Linked DNA regions of Homo sapiens: regions 1, 2 and 3 are each linked to region 4. A link is a contact called in ENCODE Hi-C or POLR2A ChIA-PET data. All regions are on one chromosome and are shown on one strand. Each heading gives the region's core, a stretch centred on a gene start or an enhancer-like site at or near the end of the contact. The rest is flanking DNA. Distances are from core to core; before and after follow the strand shown. Region 1 holds the start of TANGO6 (transport and golgi organization 6 homolog). Region 2 overlaps SMPD3 (sphingomyelin phosphodiesterase 3). Region 3 overlaps CDH1 (cadherin 1). Region 4 overlaps CDH3 (cadherin 3).

Region 1 (4,980 bases), core at 560-3,059, 180 kb after region 4:
GTGGCAATTTTGTAGGTGATTTATTTCCCATTCAAAAATATTTTTAAGGCCAGAACCGGTGGCTCACGCCTGCAATTTCAGTATTTTGGAAGGTCGAAATGGGCAAATTGCTTGAGCCCAGGAGTTTGAGACCAGCCTGGGTGACATGGTGAAACGCCATCTCTACAAAAATTAGCCGGGTGTGGTGGCATGCATCTGTAGTCCCAGCTACTTGGGAGGCTGAGGCGGGAGGATCACTTGAGCAGGGGAGGCAGAAGTTGGAGTGAGCCAAGATCACACCACTGCACTTCAGCCCGGGTGACAGTGAGATTCTGTCTCACACACACACACAAGATTTTATTCGGAAGGCTGAGGCAGGAGGATCACTTGAGGCCAGGAGTTTGAGACAAGTCTGGGCAACATAGAGACTCCATCTCTAAAAAAAAATTTTTAGCGTTTTTCCCTCTCAGGCCCTGCATTCCAAAATGACAAAGAAAAGAAGAAACAAGAGTCATGCCAAAAAGGGTAATAGCTATGCGCAGCTTATTCTCGCCCAAGGACCGGACCATTAAGAAGTTTGTCCTTTGGGCCGGGCGCAGTGGCTCACGCCTGTAATCCCAGCACTTTGGGAGGCCCAGGTGGGCAGGTCACTTGAGGTGAGGAGCTCAAGACCAGCCTAGCCAAGAGGGCGAAACCTTGTCTCCACAAAAAATACAAAAATTAGCCGGGCATGCTGGGGCACTCCAGTAATCCCAGCTACTCGGGGGGCTGAGGCCAGATAATTGTTTCAGCCTGGGAGGCAGAGGTTGCAGTGAGCCGAGATCACGCCACTGAACTCCAGCCTAGGCGACAGAGCGAGACCCCATCTCAAAAAATAAAATAAAAATAAAGGTCCTGCCCTCAAAAACATTGTCCTGTGTCTGCGGCATGACTTTCAGACAACATGGTTTTTCAACGTCCCACCAGGATTTATGTAGGTGAAAACCTGTTTCCGATAATCTGAATCTCAAATCCATTCTGTTTTACATATAAAAACAGTTTGGCGGAGGGCATGGTTTTGATAGACCCTGAATTTTCGAGGAATGCATCAACCATGAAAACAGAACACAGATCGAACTTTTACTGGGAACTTTACTAAGTTCACTGAAAAAAAAAATCATATTACCCATAACAACATTTGTAGCTTTACATTCACGATGGATATATATGCGTGTGTACGTCTGTACTTAGGTTTTGTTTGTTTGTTTGTTTTGAGATGGAGTCTCGCTCTGTCGCCCAGGCTGGAGTGCAGTGGTGTGATCTCGGCTCACTGCAACCTCGACCTCCCAGCTTCGAGCGATTCTCCTGCCTCAGCCTCCCGGGTAGCTGGGACTACAGGCGCCCGCCACCACGCCTGGCTAATTTTTGTATGTTTAGTAGAGACGGGGTTTCACCATATCGGACAGGTTGGTCTCAAACTCCTGACCTTGTGATCTGCCCGCCTCGGCCTCCCAGAGTGCTGCGATTACAGGTGTGAGCCACCGCGCCCAGCCTGAATATTGTTTTTCTTATCCATACTTCACTGTAAGCAGATGGAAGCATCTGTCTGCTTCATTATGTCTGCCAGTGTTGAGTACCTGAGTATTTTCATATTGAAATATAGCTTTAATGATACATTACTTCTCTCTTCCTTCTTTACATAGCGGTTAATCATATTGAGCTTCTGAAATTGTGCGCGTGGGCAGATTAGCCATTTTTGGGTTCCCTCTTACCCCCCGGACTAAGCCGGGACGGAAAAAAAATGTGAAGGGGGCGTTCCCGATCGATTTGGCCCCGCCCCATAGTGTGCCCAGAGCCTTCTGCCACACTTAACATGGCGGCGGCGGCGCCCTGCCGAGGCGCCTGAGCGGGTCGCGAGCGTGGTGTTACACTCCAGTCATGGCGGCCCGACAGGCCGTGGGCAGCGGGGCTCAGGAGACATGCGGTCTGGATCGGATTTTGGAGGCATTGAAGCTGCTGCTGAGCCCGGGAGGTGAGAGGACGCATCTCCGCGCCGGGCTGGACCCGGGACTCTCAGGGCCGCCCGGCTTCCGGGGCTGCCCTGCCTTCCGCAGCGTGCGCCCCTTAGGCCCGCCTCGGGACCCTCCGCCCGCTGCTGGGGGCTTTGAGCATTGTCTATGCCCGTCCTCATTACGTTCTTGAGGAAACTGAGGCTCAAGGAGGGCGCGGGATCCGTTGACTGCTGATATTAGCCAACATCTCTTGAGCATTTGCCTTGTGCTGGGCTCTGTCAGGCGGGGCCGTTATTTCATTCAGTGCTTACTGCAGCGCTCTTGGGAGGGGGATATGGACCCAGCTCCAGAGAGGGTAGGGCGCCCGCGACGTAGAAATGTGAGGTCCTAGCCGCGTGAGGGCGCAGGGGCCAGCATGGACCCTTGAGATTTGTACGAAATGCCAAGAAGTCCAGACATCGGAAGCAGTGACGTTTGAAATGGGTTTGGGGAGAGTATTTAGGGGTTACCAGGCGCTTTTAATCTTTGTGGTGCGTGGACAGTTTCTTCCCAGTCTAAAATCTGAAGGGATATTGGGAGTGGTTGAAGCTGCTACTCCTTTTGCGACTGAGGACACCCAAGGCTCACTGAAGAAATTAAGTAACCTGTCCAAGATCACGTGGTCAAATTAGGGGCAGAACACGGACCTAGGCCCGAGATCTACTGAACCCCCTTCTCAGAATCAGACAAATTGTTCAGTATAGGGGCTCTGATGTTATCTGGAGCTTTTGGAAAGGACGTGGAAGATAGAGCTCTGCTTATCACTGGGGTGTATATTTGGGGGAAGGGATGGGAAGGGATCTGTAGAATTAGCAAGGGCACATGAAAGGCCAAAGGGGATCACCTCCCAGTCTCAGATTTTATACTTAAAACTGCAAAAACTTCTGCAAACATTACACCACACCAGCGGGAAGTGAACACAAGTTACTAATATTAGTAAATGAGTGCCTACTAAGTATCAGTCCCCATAGTAGGCTGTTGACATACACATCATTTAATCCTCATTACGATCCCCTGGGATCGGTACTACTTGTATTCAATTTTTACGGATGAAGGACCAAGGTTCAGGTACATTGGAAATTGCCCAATGTCAGACTAGTAAGTGGCAGAATTTGAATTTAGGTTATTTCCACTAAAAGTATGGTAAATATGCTACATTGTCTCAATTAAGAGTCAGACTGCAAAATAGAATTTTAAGTTGCTAATCGAGAGGTCACTTGTCTTCTAACGGCAACTCTTTTTTTTTTTTTTTTTTGAGATGAGGTCTCACTCTGTTGCCCAGGCTGGAGTGCAGTGGCACAATCTCGGCTCACTGCAACCTCTGCCTCCCAGGTTCAAGCGATTCTCCTGCTTCAGCCTCCCGAGTAGCTGGGATTACAGGTGCACACCACCATGCCCAGCTAATTTTTGTCTTTTTAGTAGAGACGGAGTTTTGCCATGTTGGCCAGGCTGGTCTCGAACTCCTGACCTCAAGTGATCTGCCTGCCTTGGCCTCCCAAAGTGCTGGGATTACAGGCCTGAGCCACTACACCTGGCCTGCAACTCTCTATTGTATGACTGAGAACACGTTTAAATAAGCAAAAATCCTGAAAGTAATCATCTGTTATGAAACATGTATATTATGCTTCATTTATAGAAGACTCTCTAATCTCTATGAGTATGTGGTGGAGTACACATATATGTACTCATTTAATTTACAGAAATTCAAGCATTCCTATTTGAAGAGGAATTAGTTCGTGAAATTATATTATTTTGTACATGTAGTCTTATATATTATATGAATCTGTCTACTATTTTATCATATTAGCTGCTTAGGGAATTTAAAAATATCTGTAGTGGCTGGGCGAGGTGGGCCATACCTGTAATCCCAGCACTTTGGGAGGCTGAGGCAGGATCCCAGGAGTTTGAGACCAGACTGGGCAACATAGTGATACTCTGTGTCTACAAAAAACTAAAAAATTGGCCAGGCATGGTACTACACACCTGTGGTCCCAGCTACTGGGGAGGCTGAGATGGGAGGATTGCTTGAGCCTGAGAGGTCCAAGTCTAGGCTGTGGTGAACCATGATTACACTAGTGTGCTCCGGCCTTGGGTGACAGAGTAAGACCCTATTTTGTTTTTTGTTTTTTGTTTTTTTTTTGAGACAGAGTTTCACTCCATCACCCAGGCTGGAGTGCAGTGGCATGATCTTGACACACCGGAACCCCCACCTCCCGGGTTCGAGCAATTCTCATGCCTCAGCCTCCCTTGTAGCTGGGACTATAGGCACCCACCACCATGCCTGGCTAATTTTTGTACTTTTATTATTTTTTGAGATGGAATTTCGCTCTTGTTGCCCAGGCTGGAGTGCAGTGGCGCAATCTCAGCTCACTGCAACCTCCACCTCCCAGGTTCAAGTGATTCTTCTACCTCAGCCTCCCGAGTAGCTGGGATTACAGGCATGCGCCACATGCCCGGCTAATTTTTTGTACTTTTAATAGAGACGGCGTTTCACCATGTTGGCCAGGCGAGTCTCGAACTCCTGACCTCAGGTGATCTGCCTGCCTTGACCTCCCAGAGTACTAGGATTAGGATTACAGGCGCGAGCCACCATGCCCAACCTCAAGAAGTCAGCTGGATTTTCATATCTGCTTCTCCAGTCTGTCATGATAGGTTGTTTTGACTGAAGTACATGAAGAAAACCTAGACTCACATAGATATGTAACTGGAAAAGGGAGGAGAGTTCAATCACCTTTTCAAATAATTATGTACATTCTTTTATACGATTCTTTCTTTTTTTTTTTTAGACGGAGTCTTGCTCTGTCGCCCAAGCTGGAGTGCAGTGGTGCGATCTCGGCTCACTGCAACCTCCGCCTCCCAGGTTCAAGCAATTCTCCTGCCCCAGCCTCCCGAGTAATTGGGACAACAGGCACATGCCACTGTGCCTGGCTAATTTTCTTTTTTTTTTTTTTTTTTTAGTAGAGACAGGTTT
Region 2 (4,307 bases), core at 1,552-4,051, 250 kb before region 4:
GGTCCCTGAGGCAAGAGTCCTTGGGGGTCAGGCAGTAAGGGGATGCCTGAGAGGCCGGGCTCATCACTGGGTCAAACTGTGGGGAATTCTGCCCGTTCAGCAATGCTGAGGGTCTAGCTGCAGTTTGAGCCAACTCTGCAGTTTTGCAGATGGTTTGTTTTCCTGGACAGAAGGTTCAAAGCAGGCTTCCCAGGCATTTTCAGGAGATCTGTCTACGGAAACGTTAACCTACGGCTTAAAATTTCTTTCTTCCAGTACCTTTTAAATTTAGGTAACCTGAAAAGTGTAACCATGACTACTGTGTTTGTATTATTTTAATATTGACTTTTAAAAATATAGCAAAAATATATATAGCGGATGCTTATTTTAAATGTTAACATGAGGTTCTATTTTACTATTCATTATACTCTTCAGATGAAGAATCTAATTTAAAAAGATCTACAAATTTCATATGTAATTTGCAGACTCTTGAAGAGTCTACCTCTTCAGCTTTTTTTTTTTTTTTTTAGGTTACAAGAGACTTGTCCTAGACCCTTAGGTATTTAATGTGACATATTCTGCCTCACAAAGTAAAAGAGAAAGGGCAGTTTTTGGCTCCTTTACAAACAGCTTTGCCCCCAGATGTGTCCAACGGCCTGATTTAGTATTAAAGCTCTGAAATGATTGATTATCCATTAGGGTAGCTATTTAAAGAGTTCATCACATCAGATTCAAACCGACAACATCTGCGCTGCAAGGGCTGCTGGAAGAGCCAGGCAGAACCAAATGGAAACCTGGATGGAACTGTGGATTCTGCCTCCTGCAAGACTCTGAGACCAGACCTCTATGAAGGACAGTAACAGGTTGCTGCTGCCACTGTGCCCGTAATCAGGTGTGTGCCAGCGCTTCCTGCTGGGCCCAGGCCAGGGAGAACTCCTGTGAATGAAAACTGACATGGGTCATAGCTCAGAGCCCGACCCTTTCCCCTGCTCTAGGCCTCGCCCTCTTCCCTGGTCTCCCCATTGTTCCCTGTGAGCCCCTTCCCATCTCCCTCTCTCTGGGGCCTCCGACCCTGAGTTGTCCCAGGCTTCTACTTCCCGTCCCACTCTTCCCTCCACAAATCATTGCCACCGCCCAGCTGGGTTTCTCCCTAATCCCTCCTACCCTCCTGTCCAGAATGTTACCGGCAAACCTTACACAATCTAAGGCCGTTGTTGTCTTCTAACCCTAGCAGTTTCCCTCTTAACAGCAACATCAAACTTGTTCCCTTATTCTGCCTCGTCCTTGTATGCTCAGCAAACAGTTTACCTTGGCAGGTTCACCAGGAAGTAACAATACTGCTAAAGCCAGGTGCTTTGTGGCGCTTTTATTTCTGAAGCTGTGTGAATGTAGGTAGGTGTGCCTTAGGTGAGTGTTTAATAGTTTCCAGGCTGAAGTTGTTGTCACCCATGCAGCCACTGGGGCTTCAAGCCCTATCTGTCCGGTGGGTCAGAGCACAGGTGTGTCAGAGCATAGGCCATGCTATATTCCAGGGGCAACTTGGCTGGTCCTGAGGCCTGTCAGGTCTAGGTGGGAGGCCCGTGTCGCTGGAAGATGCCTCAGTCCCAGGAGAGCTCTGTGGCTGGAAAGCTGCTTCCTGATTGCCAGGGCACTCAGTCACAAAAGCTGTACCCAAGGGCTCTTTGGGGTGGCTGCCGTGGTTTCCACTTAGACCCTGTCTTCAGGGCTGGTGCACCCATCCCCTGGGTACTGGGGACATCTCACAGCTGTGTCCCTCCCTAGGCATTGCCCTCAGCTGAGGCAAACTGCCTCACTCAAAATTAAGCCCTTTCTGAATGATTGGCAGATGGGGAGGGGGTACCAAGGCCAGGTCCCTTGGCCCCCATCTGGGACAACTCTGAGGAGCTATCTCAGCTCCTGAGTTCCCTGTAGAACTGCTGAGGTCTCATTTGCACCCACAGTCTGGGTCTGTTTCTCCATCTGCCTGATCCTGCCTTCTTCACTTCCCTGAACTCATCAACAAATTCGCACACACTCAGGGAACCCAGGCTATGACAGCTATCCCGACTCAGCTAAGAGGGGCTGGGTTGATTGATAGCCTCTTACCCCACTCCAGAGCCACTCTGGCCCTGCTATGCTGGGGCTGCTGACAAAGCCCCCTCAATTGTTCTACTGTTACTCTTTTATTGCATTCAAGCCTCCCTAAGGAGCCACTTGAGAGACATTTGTTTATTTTTGAACTTGGACTTAGGAAATATTGTGCTTCTTTTGGCCTTTGGTCTGTGTTTGGATTGTGTTTATGATACAAACACAAACAACTGGGGAAGAGATTGGGCTTTCTTTGCTTTGGCTGCTAGGAAGCTTGGAGACCAGTCCTAGACCTACACGCTACTAGACAAAGATGCTGGTACCTTCAGAGTTCCCTTAACGTGCTTTCCTTGCTATTGTTCTTTGTGTCGTTTTGCTATATCACACAGCTCCGTCTGAGCTGCCTCAAACCCTGCGTGGAATGAAGTAGGGTATAAATGAGTAAACACATACATACAGCCATGGGGGTGTGGTGTCAGACAGACCTGTCTGCCGGTTACCAGCTCTGGGACATTTGCCAAGTTACAACTTCTCTAAGCCCTAGTTTATTCAGCCAAGGAGTGGGCCTGATGCCTGCATCACATAATTATTCTGAAGAAAAATACAACAAGCACATGCCTGGTACATATCAAGTGCTCAATAAATGGTACACATTCATAACAACTTTTTATAAAATCCTGTGCTCTCAAGAAAGTGCCCTATCATGTTGCCGGATCTGCCCCCACTCCCTTCCTGTTGTGTGCGGGCTGTCAGCCAAGGTGCATTTCTGGCTTGTTGGGTTTCACTTTCTCATGGGAGAAAGATGCCTACCCAGGCACCTGCAGCTCACAGCAGACGGTGTGCCGCAGCAGAAGGTCCCGTGTAGATGCCCACCGAGTTCATCCAGGCAGGTAGATACATGACTCAAATACCCACAAGAGAAATGAGCACCTACTTGGCTGGAGGAAAACTAAGACTCTTTATGTAAATGAAGCCTTCATAAAATGAAAAAAAAAAAAAGGTTGTAGATGAGAGATGGGTGATGAGTAATTTAACCAAGACGATGCAAATCTAGGCCTTTGAATACTTTAAATATAACCATCTGATATAAAAAGAATTGCACTAAATTTTTTAAAGTAGAGAGCTTTCCTAGGGTGAGAGACTCACTTTCCTGATAGGGACATATTCCCCAAAAGGCAAATGGGGAAGGCAAAGAACAACATCCATGTTGACATCACATCCCCCTGCAGGCAGCAGAGGAGGATTCAATGCATTTTATAGTCTACACTAGCACCCCATATACCACACGTTACCTTGCAAACCAGTTTGGATCCCATATGAGAACAGGGATGCCCATTTCAAAGGGGAGGTAGCTTGGGAAACTCTTTTGTTCATTTCTAAAGTAAGCCTGCCCCTGGCTCTGTCTCCTTGTAAATGTCAGGTGGGCCTGAACCATAGTCTTGAGCTTGTCTAAAGATGGGTCTGGACTTTCTTGTCCTTTTGGGTGATGAGAAGGCCAGAGCAGGGAACCTTCTGTATGCTGGGTCTAGAATGGGTCTGCTAGATGTATCCTCCTAGAGGGGAGAAAGGGATGGTGTGAGTGCAGGATGCTGAGGAAGGGGTCAAGGACAGGATGGAGAGAGTGTGGCATGAGGGCAAAGCTGGGTACAGGGCAGGCCCCAGTATGGTCTATTTGTAGAAATAGGCCTCAGGAGAGGTGAGAGGGATGAAGAAGTAGTGGCTAGGGGCCACAGCTAGTATCTGGCTGGGCTGTCTAGTCCTGGAGGGGTAAGGGATGCTGGACCATACCCTCTAAGGCTGGTTTAGGAGGGTCGGGGGGTCTTGGAGGAAGCTGCCCAGAGCAGCTATGGCCACCAATGAGACAGGAAGAAGTCAAGGTTGATGGCGCTTGAGCCAGGGTCCCACTGCAGGGACTGGCTGAAGTTCTGGAACATGCATTGAGCACATTAACAAGACTGAGGATTTTGTGTCAGGTCTCTGGAACCTTCCTTTGGGGGATCAGCCAGTGCGGGAGAAACAGGTGATGGCTGGGTGGCCAGGAATCTACTGCCCTATCACCCACAGGCAGCTCATTGTATATCACATGTGGGGACAATGTCCCCCTCAACGCCTAGCCAGAGGGATGGGGCAGGATGGGGATGCAGCATCCAACATCTGTTGACTGTCTTTCCTCAAATCCTGTTACACATTTCCTTGCATCTCCAGAGTTTTGGTAAGAGAAAAACCATGTACTTCACCTC
Region 3 (4,407 bases), core at 1,908-4,407, 130 kb after region 4:
GGAGGATGAGGTGGGAGGATGGTTTGAGCCCAGGAAGCTGAGGCTGCGGTGAGCTAGCGTTTGTGCCACTGCACTTTAGCCTGGGTGACAGAGTAAAACCCTTTCTCAAAAAATTAAAATGAGGCTGGGCTCAGTCATTCACTTCTGTAATCCCAGCACTTTGGGAGGCCAAAGCGGGAAGATGGCTTGAGCCCAGGAGTTTGTGAGCAGCCTGGGCAACGTAGTCAGACCCCATCTCTACAATAAATAAAATTAGCCAGGCATGGTGGCATGTACCTGTAGCCCCAGCTACTCAGGAGGCTGAAGCAGGAGGATTGCTTGAGCCCCGAAAGCCAAGGCTGCAGTGAGCAGTGTTTGCACCACTGCATTCCACCCTAGGTGACAGAGACCTGTCTCAAAAAGCACACAAATAAAATTAAATAAAATCTGAATAAAATAGTTCATAAAAGCTAATTGAAGCTTAGTTGAGGCTGCAGTTTTTGATGATGGTGATGATATTGTAATGAAAAGACTTTCCCAGCTGGGCACAGTGGCTCACACCTATAATCCCAGCAGTTTGGGAGGCAGAGGCGGGCAGATCACTTGAGGTCAGGAGTTCGAGACCAGCCTGGCCAACATGGTGAAACCTTGTCTCTACTAAAAATACAAAAATTAGCTGGGCGTGGTGGTGTGCACCTGTAATCCCCGCTACTCGGGAGGCTGAAGCAGGAGAATTGCTTGAATCTGGGAGGCAGAGGTTGCAGTGAGCCCAGATTGCACCATTGCACTCCAGCCTGGGTGACAGAGTGACACTCTGTCTCAAAAAAAAAAAAGACTTTCCCACATGGAGATGGCCAGTAGTGGGGAGTGGGGTCTTAGCTTCTTTTGTTGGGATTTGGTTTTTACACCAAGTCACCAAATAAGTTTATGAAAGGTGGGCATACTGGGTTAAAGAACACTTAGACCCTTGTTAGCTTTATTTTTGTTAGCTTTTTTTATGGGCATGTTGAAATATACCCAGTCCCCGTATTCTGATCCTCCAGTTTCAACATTTTGCCATTCTTCTTTCCTCCCACTTGCTGGGCTCAGAGACAACCCAGCCCTTGCCAGCGTGACAGTGAGCTTCCCAGAGCCTTTCTGGAGCTGAAGAACCTTTCAATCTTTCCTACAATTTCCTATAATCAGCCCAGGGGATCAGGTTGCATGGGGAGATAATGAGTCTTATGAGCACCTGGAATTCAGGTTGGGGCTCCTCGTCATACTGTCACTTCTCAAAGGGTAGGGCTTAACCACCATTAAGATGAGGTGCCCCAAAGCAGGTTAAGTGCCTTGGATCAAGTTATTTGCAAAACCATTTTCATTTTTTCAGGCCGCCACCCTTGGCAAGTCCAATCATGCTTGTCTCAACTTTCACTGTCTAAATTTGGGAAGGCTGGAGAAAGGAATTCAGTGCAGCCTTCATTCCCTGTTTACATGACAAGCCCCTAAAGATGACCTAGTTGCCCCATTACTTCTGCTGGGGGTGGGGGAGGACTCTTTGAAGAGCATCTGGTTTTGCTAGTTTGAAAAGAAATTCCTATTTTAGACTTAAAAGGATGGTATCTGCCCATCCTTTAAGGACTTGGCATTTCTTCTTGATTCTTTCATCATCTTATGGCTCAGCTGTTCAGTTAACAAACACTTGTCTACCCAAATACACAGGAATAATAGTCATCTCTTCTACTTTCATTGCTTTTTAACTTAGAAAATGTCATCCCATTCACTGTCTTGGTCTTCACAAAACCCTAAAGAGGTAGACTCAAACAGTGGTGATAACCTTTATGTTATAGTAGAGAAGGCCAAGGCCCATAGAGGTTTAGCAATTTGCTAAGGCCACCCAGCAAGAACATGGCAGAATCTGGTTTTATAATCCAGTCGCAGACCCTGGGTCCAGCCCTTTTTCCTTGTCTCTGTCTTCCCATCATTTATTACGGCTCCCCCTGCTCACCCCATCCTTTCCTTCAAGTTGCGGAAGTGAGTTGTAGACCCAGTCTAAGGGCTGAGAAGGTAGGGGTTGGGGCATGGTGGTGATTTTTTATTTTTATTTTTTAAACAAACTGGGAGGGAGGGTCAGGTGGGCGACTCTTTGAATGACACAGCTCCCTTCGTATGAACGAGCTCTTCCTGGTTTCGTTGCTCAGTTTATTTGCCAGGTAGCAGACTCCTAGCTATTGCATGGGGTAGCCTCTGATCTCAGTCTTAGAGATCAAGACTGGAGCTGGAGAACCTTTCAATCTTTCCTATAATTTCCTATAATCAGCCCAGGGGATCAGGTTGCATGAGGAGATAATGAGTCTTATGAGCACCTGGAATTCAGGTTGGGGCTCCCTCTCATACTGTCACTTCTCAAAGGGTAGGGCTTTGAATAGATAGATTATAGGTATAATCTATCTATAAACTAATATAATCTTCCTTTTAAAAATAACCAAGGTTGGGGCCGGGTGTGGTGGCTCATTCATGTAATCCCAGCACTTTGGGAGGCGAGGTGGATGGATCACCTGAGGTCAGGAGTTTGAGACCAGCCTGGACAACATGGTGAAACCCTGTCTCTACTAAAATTACATAAATTATTCAGGTGTGATGGCACATGCCTGTAATCCCAGCTACTCGGGAGGCTGAGGCAGAATTGCTTGAACCCAGGAGGCGGAGGTTTCAGTGAGCCGAGATCGTGCCACTGCACTCCAGCCTCGGCAACAGAGCGAGACTGTCTCAAAAAAAATTAATAGTAATAATAATTAAAAAAAAAAAAAAAACCAAGGTTGGCTGGGCACACTGGCTTATGCCTGTCATCCTAGCACTTTGGAAGGCCGAGGCAGGAAGACTGGTTGAGTCCAGGAGTTCAAGACCAGCCTGGGCAACATAACAAGATCCCATCTCTATGAAAATATTATTTAAAAAAAAAAAAACCAAGGCCTTAATAGGGTCTCTCCAGAGAGAGGAAGAGCCAACCATGAGACTAACCCATGTTAAAGGGCTGTCTCAGCTCTGCCATTTAATAGTTACAGGATGTCAGGTAAATTTCTTAACCTCTGTGAGCCTCAGTTTCATCTTCAAAATGGAGAAAATCTGTTACTTCCCCTCTCACCCCCAAACGTGGTCTTATTTTTCTCTGGCAAGGGCAGGGCTATTGGCTTCAGAAATGTTTGCAAGGGTGGCCCCTGATGGAAGAAATGAAAACTGCTGCCTAGGCGTCAGGGATGGCTTCAAGGGCTTTCTGGCAGAAACCTGATCCTCCTGTCTAGCCTTGTAAGATAGGACGGCAGGAATTTTTATAAAAGAGAACTTGGATGAAATAGAAATTCCATCGGACAATTATTTGAAAGGGAGGAAAACAGGCCAAGCTGAGAGTTTCCTAGAATGAATGGTCTTATCGACTGCTCCCCTCTGCCTGGAAGCTTCTTTGAGCCAGGCTTCTGCAAGGCTGGCTCCTTCAGGTCCCAGCTCAGATGGGCCTACCTCAGAAAGGCCTGCCCTCACCATGCAATAGATGTTACATCTTCAGCAAACTCCCTTCTCCTCTGCCACTCTTATATCACCCTCTTTTATTTTAATTTCTTTTTACCTATTACCACTGCCTGAAATTTTAAGTTTCTGTCTTTGTCCATCTCTTCCTCAGTAGTGTAAACTCAATGAGAGCAGAAACCTTAAGTATCTTCGTCACGATTTTGTCCTCACAGTCCAACACAGTGTCTGGCATATAGCTTGATGGTTACCTATTTGAATGAGTCCTTTGAGATTCTAATGTATAGTGTAGATGCTTCAACCACAGCTTCTCCAGTTTTAGAGTATTAATACTTTTTAAAGTTTTAGTTACTTTTATTTATTTATTTTTTGAGATGGAGTCTCGCTCTGTTGCCCAGGCTGGAGTGCAGTGGCGCAATCTCAGCTCACTGCAACCTCCACCTTACAGGTTCAAGAGATTCTCCTGCCTCAGCCTCCCAAGTGGCTGCAATTACAGGCGCCTGCCACTAAACCTGGCTAATTTTTTTTTGTATTTTTAGTAGAGACAGGGTTTCATCATGTTGGCCAGGCTGGTCTCAAGCTCCTGACCTCAAGTGATCTGCCCACCTTGGCCTCCCAAAATGCTGGGGTTACAGGCATGAGACACTGTGCCCAGTCGAGAAGTTACTTTCTAGACAAGATAATATTTTCAATTGACAAGAAGATGAGAAAGAAATCAGAGCACAAGGAAGTCATCCTGTAGTTGTGAAGAACATTATGGTGATAGCTTTGTTGTTCTGTCACCAGATTATGGTTTGTTTTGGTTGTGTTTGGTTTTGTGGGAGTCTTCCCACAAGTTCGCTCTTTGGAGAAGGAATGCTCTTGTCTTTAATCTGTCCAATTTCCTAATCTCTGTGATTTCTGCCCTGCAGTGAATTTTGAAGATTG
Region 4 (4,573 bases), core at 58-2,557:
TTTTCCCTATTAAGCAAGTCACGAACATCCTGGCAGGTATGGTTTTGTCACATCTGGGATGGTATCTTGGCACAATTCCTGGGTCAATGGGCTTGTTTAAGGCATTTTAATTTGCCAGAAAGGTTGTGCCAGTTAATATTCCCCCACCCCTAGCAATATATAGCAGCACCCGGTTCCCAACTGTGACACAGCACTTGCCCTTTTAATTTGTATTTCTTAGTTGGTGAACTTTTTTCTATATGTAGTTTTACTTAGGAAAAATGCCAGAATCTTTCTTCAAGTCACTTCCACCTACTTTTCCCCGGTGCCCTCTTATCCCAATCCCTTAACAGAAGGTAGTGATAGCTATAAGGACAAATTTGTTTGTTTTGTGAGCTAGGTATGTCCCTAAAGCAAGCTAGAATAGAAATTTCCTAGGCAATCTCTTCCCCCAACTCCCCAGGCTGCCTTTTGGCCACAATATGTTTAAGATGATGTTTTCCTTTTCCTCTAGTCAAAATACCCAGAGATCAGTAGGGAAATTGGTGGAGAGTGATCACTTGATGGACATTTTGTCTACGGAAAGATGGGTGGTTTTATTTTGCCAGAACATCCAGTAATGTTGGACATCAGGACCAGATAGCACCTCCAGGAAGAGACAAGCTCCTGACCTTCAAGGGTATTCCCTTGGGAGTATGGAGGTGTCTAGGCAAATTCCAACCTAAAAGCAGGCCTGGAACATAAGAGGAATGAGTTCTTAGCCCAGCATCCATCAATTCTTATAAGTCTATTTAAAAAGCTTTCTTTTCCCAATAGCTCTAGTACCCCAGGGACCAAACTCTTCTTGCCCAAGTTTTATTAGTGGCGCCAGTTCAGGACCCGAGGCCAGGCTTGGCAGGATGATCTTTAGAGAGGAGCTTTGAACATAGGCCAGAGACTCCTGGTTTCCATTGGATGTCTTCTATCGAGTGCAGATACATAGAGCTCTGGCTTTTTTGTTGTTAATTTCTCTTTTTATTTATTTTTACCTATAATGTGTCCTATGATATTAATTGTTAATTTCTCTAGAAGCAGCCTCAGGTTACTGATTCCCTTTTTCCCTTCCCCGACAGTATTTTAGGGAATGTACATTTAGGCTCAGTGCTAAAAGCTGTCCATTTATATTGGTAGAGCAGGCACCTCTTCATCAGGTTCATTGACCTTGTAATTCAGAATCCTTGTGGGAGAAACTGAGGCTAATGCGGTCAAATGACTGTCTGAAGCCCTGGATGGGTGTGGAAGAAAGAGCTATGTTTAGGCTTTCATTTTCCAGCCTTAAATTCTGAACTATTGCCCCATGTGCTCATCATCAAGTTGCCCCAGAAAGAGTTTGATGCAAGCCCATTCATGCCCCCGTGATTTGGCCAAGATGTGTGGCCTTGTGGAACCATGCTGCAGTTAGGAACAGGAGTCAGTTTACTTCGCTGACTATTAAAAGATGGGGTAAAGGAGGGATGAGTGATGATGAGACCTGGTTTCGTATCAGTTTCATTATGAAACTAGTGATACAAGCCAGTGGTGCCAGGAAGCATCTGGGAGGAAATTGTAATGATCTGCCCCAGGGCTTACCATTTACTATGTCTTGACTCATAGCTTGCAGAGAAGACTACTCATGTTCCTACATGTGCCTAGCAAGTTTCCCTAGAAAGGCCAGCTTTTTCATGAAATCTCCGTCTTCTGCTTCCTCTGGTAAACCACAGAGGACCCCTACAAAACAGCCCTCTCCAAATGCAGACTGAGCCAGTTCCCTATTGTGCCCTCTGGTCCCATGTGTCACCATCTTTGATCAGCTTCATCCGTTGAGTAAAGCATACAGCTGTAGCTAACTTCTTCCCACTTTGAGAGAGAATTTTTCGATGGTATACATAGAAAGAGGCCAGGATGTGGATGTCAGAAGCCTAGGTTAATTGTAAGTAGTCTAAGGTACCTTTTTATTGAGAGCTTACCTTACTTACTCTGGGCCAGGCACAGTATTCAGTGCTGTTTGAACACTATCCCATTTAATCTTCCTAATAACCTGATGAGGTAGGTATTGTTTCATTTTCCAGATGAGGAAACTGAGCTTCTATATAATCATACAATTTGCCCAATCATGTGATAGATAAGTGACATTATAGGGATTGGAATCCAAGTCTTCTGGACTCCAAATTTCGTATTCTTCATTATTTCCCTGCCTTCAGGATTTGAAACCTGATCTTGCTGCTTCCTGGGGCAGTTCAACCCCTGGCAGCCTCTTGTTTCCTGAGTTGTCAGATTGGGAGAAGTAATACCACATTGCAGGTTATTTTGTGAGGATTTGGGTAGGAAAACACTTAGCTGGGTATCCTGAGCAGAGTGGGTGTTTGAAGCTTATTCCTATCAGTCTGGACCATTGCCCCTTGGTTGTGCTCTGTACCCAACTCAAAGCAGTTTAGAGCTGATGGGGCCAGCTCCTCAGATGTATCTGGAATATGCACCCTGAGTGGGAGGCACATACACCTATAATACATGACCGTTGGCTTCCCCTTGATTATTGACACTGTCCCTTCTACAAATAGATGCACAGCCCAGATACTGTGCTACAAATATGTGGAACCATGTAACAGTGGAAATATGCCAGAAGACAGGGTAGTAGAGTGAGTTGTACACTCTAGTGGGAAGCAGATTTTGTAGACAGCGGGAAGAGGATTTCTAGCTCCTGGTGGGGTGGCGGGGGGGGTGGGCGGTAGCAGCTCTCAGAGTTTTGGGGATTAAGTCTTCTGAGTAGTAGGGGAGTCAATCCATTAGCCTCCTTCTGGGTTACCTGGTGGGAGAGGATTGGAGTCATTGAGTCTCTCCTTAAAGGAAATAATTGACAGAATTGTCTGGTTAGCCCTTTACTGGCTAAAGATCTTCCCTTAGGAAGAGGGCTGTTTTAGGATTGAGAAAAGTGGCCAGGCACAGTGGCTCATGCCTGTAATCCCAGCACCCTGGGAGGCCAAGGTGGGAGGGTCACTTGTGCCCAGGAGTTCTAGACCAGCCTGGGAAACAGCAAGACCCTGTATCTACCAAAAAAATAAAAGTGACCTTTAGTCACTCACTTTGGGAGGCCAAGGTGGGTGGATCACTTGAGTTTGAGACCAGCCTGACCAACATAGTGAAACCCTGTCTCTACTAAAAATACAAAAAATTAGCCGGGCCTGGTGGCGGGCGCCTGTAGTCCCAGCTACTCGGGAGGCTGAGGCAGGAGAATGACGTGAACCTAGAAGGCGGAGCTTGCAGTGAGCCGAGATTGCGCCACTGCACTCCAGCCTGGGCAACAGAGCAAGACTCTGTCTCAAAAAAAAAAAAAAAAAAAAAGAACATCATTAGTACTTAAGTAGTTCTTGAATGAATGCTGCATTGACGAACCTGGCTTTAGAACCTGACCACCCTGGGTTCTCATTCTAATTCCAAGCTGTTCGACCTTTGGCTAGTCATCTCACCGCCACCACCCCTCACCCCCAGCCCTAGTTTCCTCATGTGGTAAATGGTGGGTAATGGTCTGTAAGGTTCTGGGGGTCTACACATTCCCGGTTGGGGTTTATTTTTCTTGAAATGGTTTTGCTCTGTCTCCAGCTGGGGTGCAGTGGCAAGAGCATGGATCCCTGTAACCTCGACCTCCTGGGCTCAAGGTATCTTCCCACCTCAGTTACCTAAGCAGCTGGGACTACATCATGGTTTGGAGTTTCAACTTGTACGTTACTCATGATGGTTCTGTGAAGTGTAATATCCATCTTCCAAATGAGAAAGCATAAATACCTAATAAGTTAATTCAAGTTCTACATCAGCAGTGATATTTCCAATTAATGGATTCTTGAGGGACTTTCACAGGGTCTTCAGCCCAGCTTTAAATAATACTGAATCAGCCTGGCACAGTGGCTCATGCCTGTAATCCCAGCACTTTGGGAGGCCAAAGCGGGTGGATCGCTTGAGGCCAGGAGTTCGAGACCACCCTGGCCAACATGGTGAAACCCTGTCTCTACTAAGAATACAAAAATTAGCTGGGCGTGGTGGTGCACTCCTGTAGTCCCAGCTACTCAAGAGGCTGAGGCAAGAGAATCGCTTGAGCCCGGGAGGTGGAGGTTGCAGTAAGCTGAGATTACACCACTGCACTCCAGCCTGAGTAACAGAGCGAGACTGTGTCTCAAAAAAACAAAAACAAAAAAGTAGTACATAAATATTATCTATTAATAGTAATTTAGAAGGGGAGGGATTTTAGATTGATGTACTTTTTTTTTTTTTTTTTAAGAGACAGGGTCTAGCTATATTGGCCAGGCTGGACTCAAACTCCTGGGCTCAAGCAATCTGCCCACCTCAGCCTCCCAAGTAGCTGGTACTACAGGTGCCTGCCACCATGCCCAGCTGAGATTTGATGCCCACTTGCTAGGTTTGCCATAACAAAGTGCCAGGTACTGGGGTGGCTTAAATAACAGAAATTTATTTTCTTATAGTTCTGGCTTGTAGATGGACAACTTCTCCCTGTGGCTTCACATAGTCTTCCCTCTGTAACTACCTGTGTCCAAACCAAACTTCTTCCTCTTCTAAAGATACCAGT

What was found. Hi-C counts contacts between places; a loop is a spot of excess contacts on that map. ChIA-PET counts read pairs that join two places held with the same protein, here RNA polymerase II (POLR2A). Pooled maps may share reads with other maps.
Region 1: a pooled map shows a loop between it and region 4 (5-fold over the local background). The contact joins the promoter of TANGO6 here to the enhancer-like site in region 4. A Hi-C loop is called at or near these places in 7 of 50 pooled maps. POLR2A ChIA-PET finds 5 or more read pairs at or near these places in 5 of 52 experiments (AG04450, Caco-2, H1 and 2 more).
Region 2: a loop to region 4 is called in a pooled map, with 3 times the contacts of the local background. The contact joins two enhancer-like sites. A Hi-C loop is called at or near these places in 2 of 50 pooled maps. POLR2A ChIA-PET finds 5 or more read pairs at or near these places in 2 of 52 experiments (HepG2 and activated CD4-positive, alpha-beta T cell).
Region 3: a pooled map shows a loop between it and region 4 (4-fold over the local background). The contact joins two enhancer-like sites. A Hi-C loop is called at or near these places in 1 of 37 single-sample maps with no recorded cell type and 5 of 50 pooled maps. POLR2A ChIA-PET finds 5 or more read pairs at or near these places in 6 of 52 experiments (AG04450, WTC11, activated CD8-positive, alpha-beta memory T cell and 2 more).

Annotation. Positions count from the first base shown.
Region 1 is chr16:68,841,722-68,846,701 of GRCh38, forward strand. TANGO6 (transport and golgi organization 6 homolog) reads left to right here and starts at 1,810. Exons shown (of 18, transcript NM_024562.2): 1 at 1,810-1,990. The coding sequence starts at 1,897. RefSeq lists an enhancer at 1,781-2,050.
Region 2 is chr16:68,415,315-68,419,621 of GRCh38, forward strand. All of the region lies in intron 1 of SMPD3 (sphingomyelin phosphodiesterase 3), which reads right to left. Among named protein-coding and RNA genes, the nearest start is that of SMPD3, 31 kb to the right of the region's middle. Within about 2 kb of position 2,802, at least 18 of the 41 ENCODE cell types and tissues checked have a DNase peak (open chromatin) inside an H3K27ac peak, as active enhancers do.
Region 3 is chr16:68,797,279-68,801,685 of GRCh38, forward strand. CDH1 (cadherin 1) reads left to right here. Exons shown (of 16, transcript NM_004360.5): 3 at 4,392-4,407. Among named protein-coding and RNA genes, the nearest start is that of TANGO6, 44 kb to the right of the region's middle. Within about 2 kb of position 3,158, at least 6 of the 41 ENCODE cell types and tissues checked have a DNase peak (open chromatin) inside an H3K27ac peak, as active enhancers do.
Region 4 is chr16:68,666,909-68,671,481 of GRCh38, forward strand. The region is part of intron 2 of CDH3 (cadherin 3); the gene reads left to right. Among named protein-coding and RNA genes, the nearest start is that of CDH3-AS1, 23 kb to the left of the region's middle. Within about 2 kb of position 1,308, at least 3 of the 41 ENCODE cell types and tissues checked have a DNase peak (open chromatin) inside an H3K27ac peak, as active enhancers do.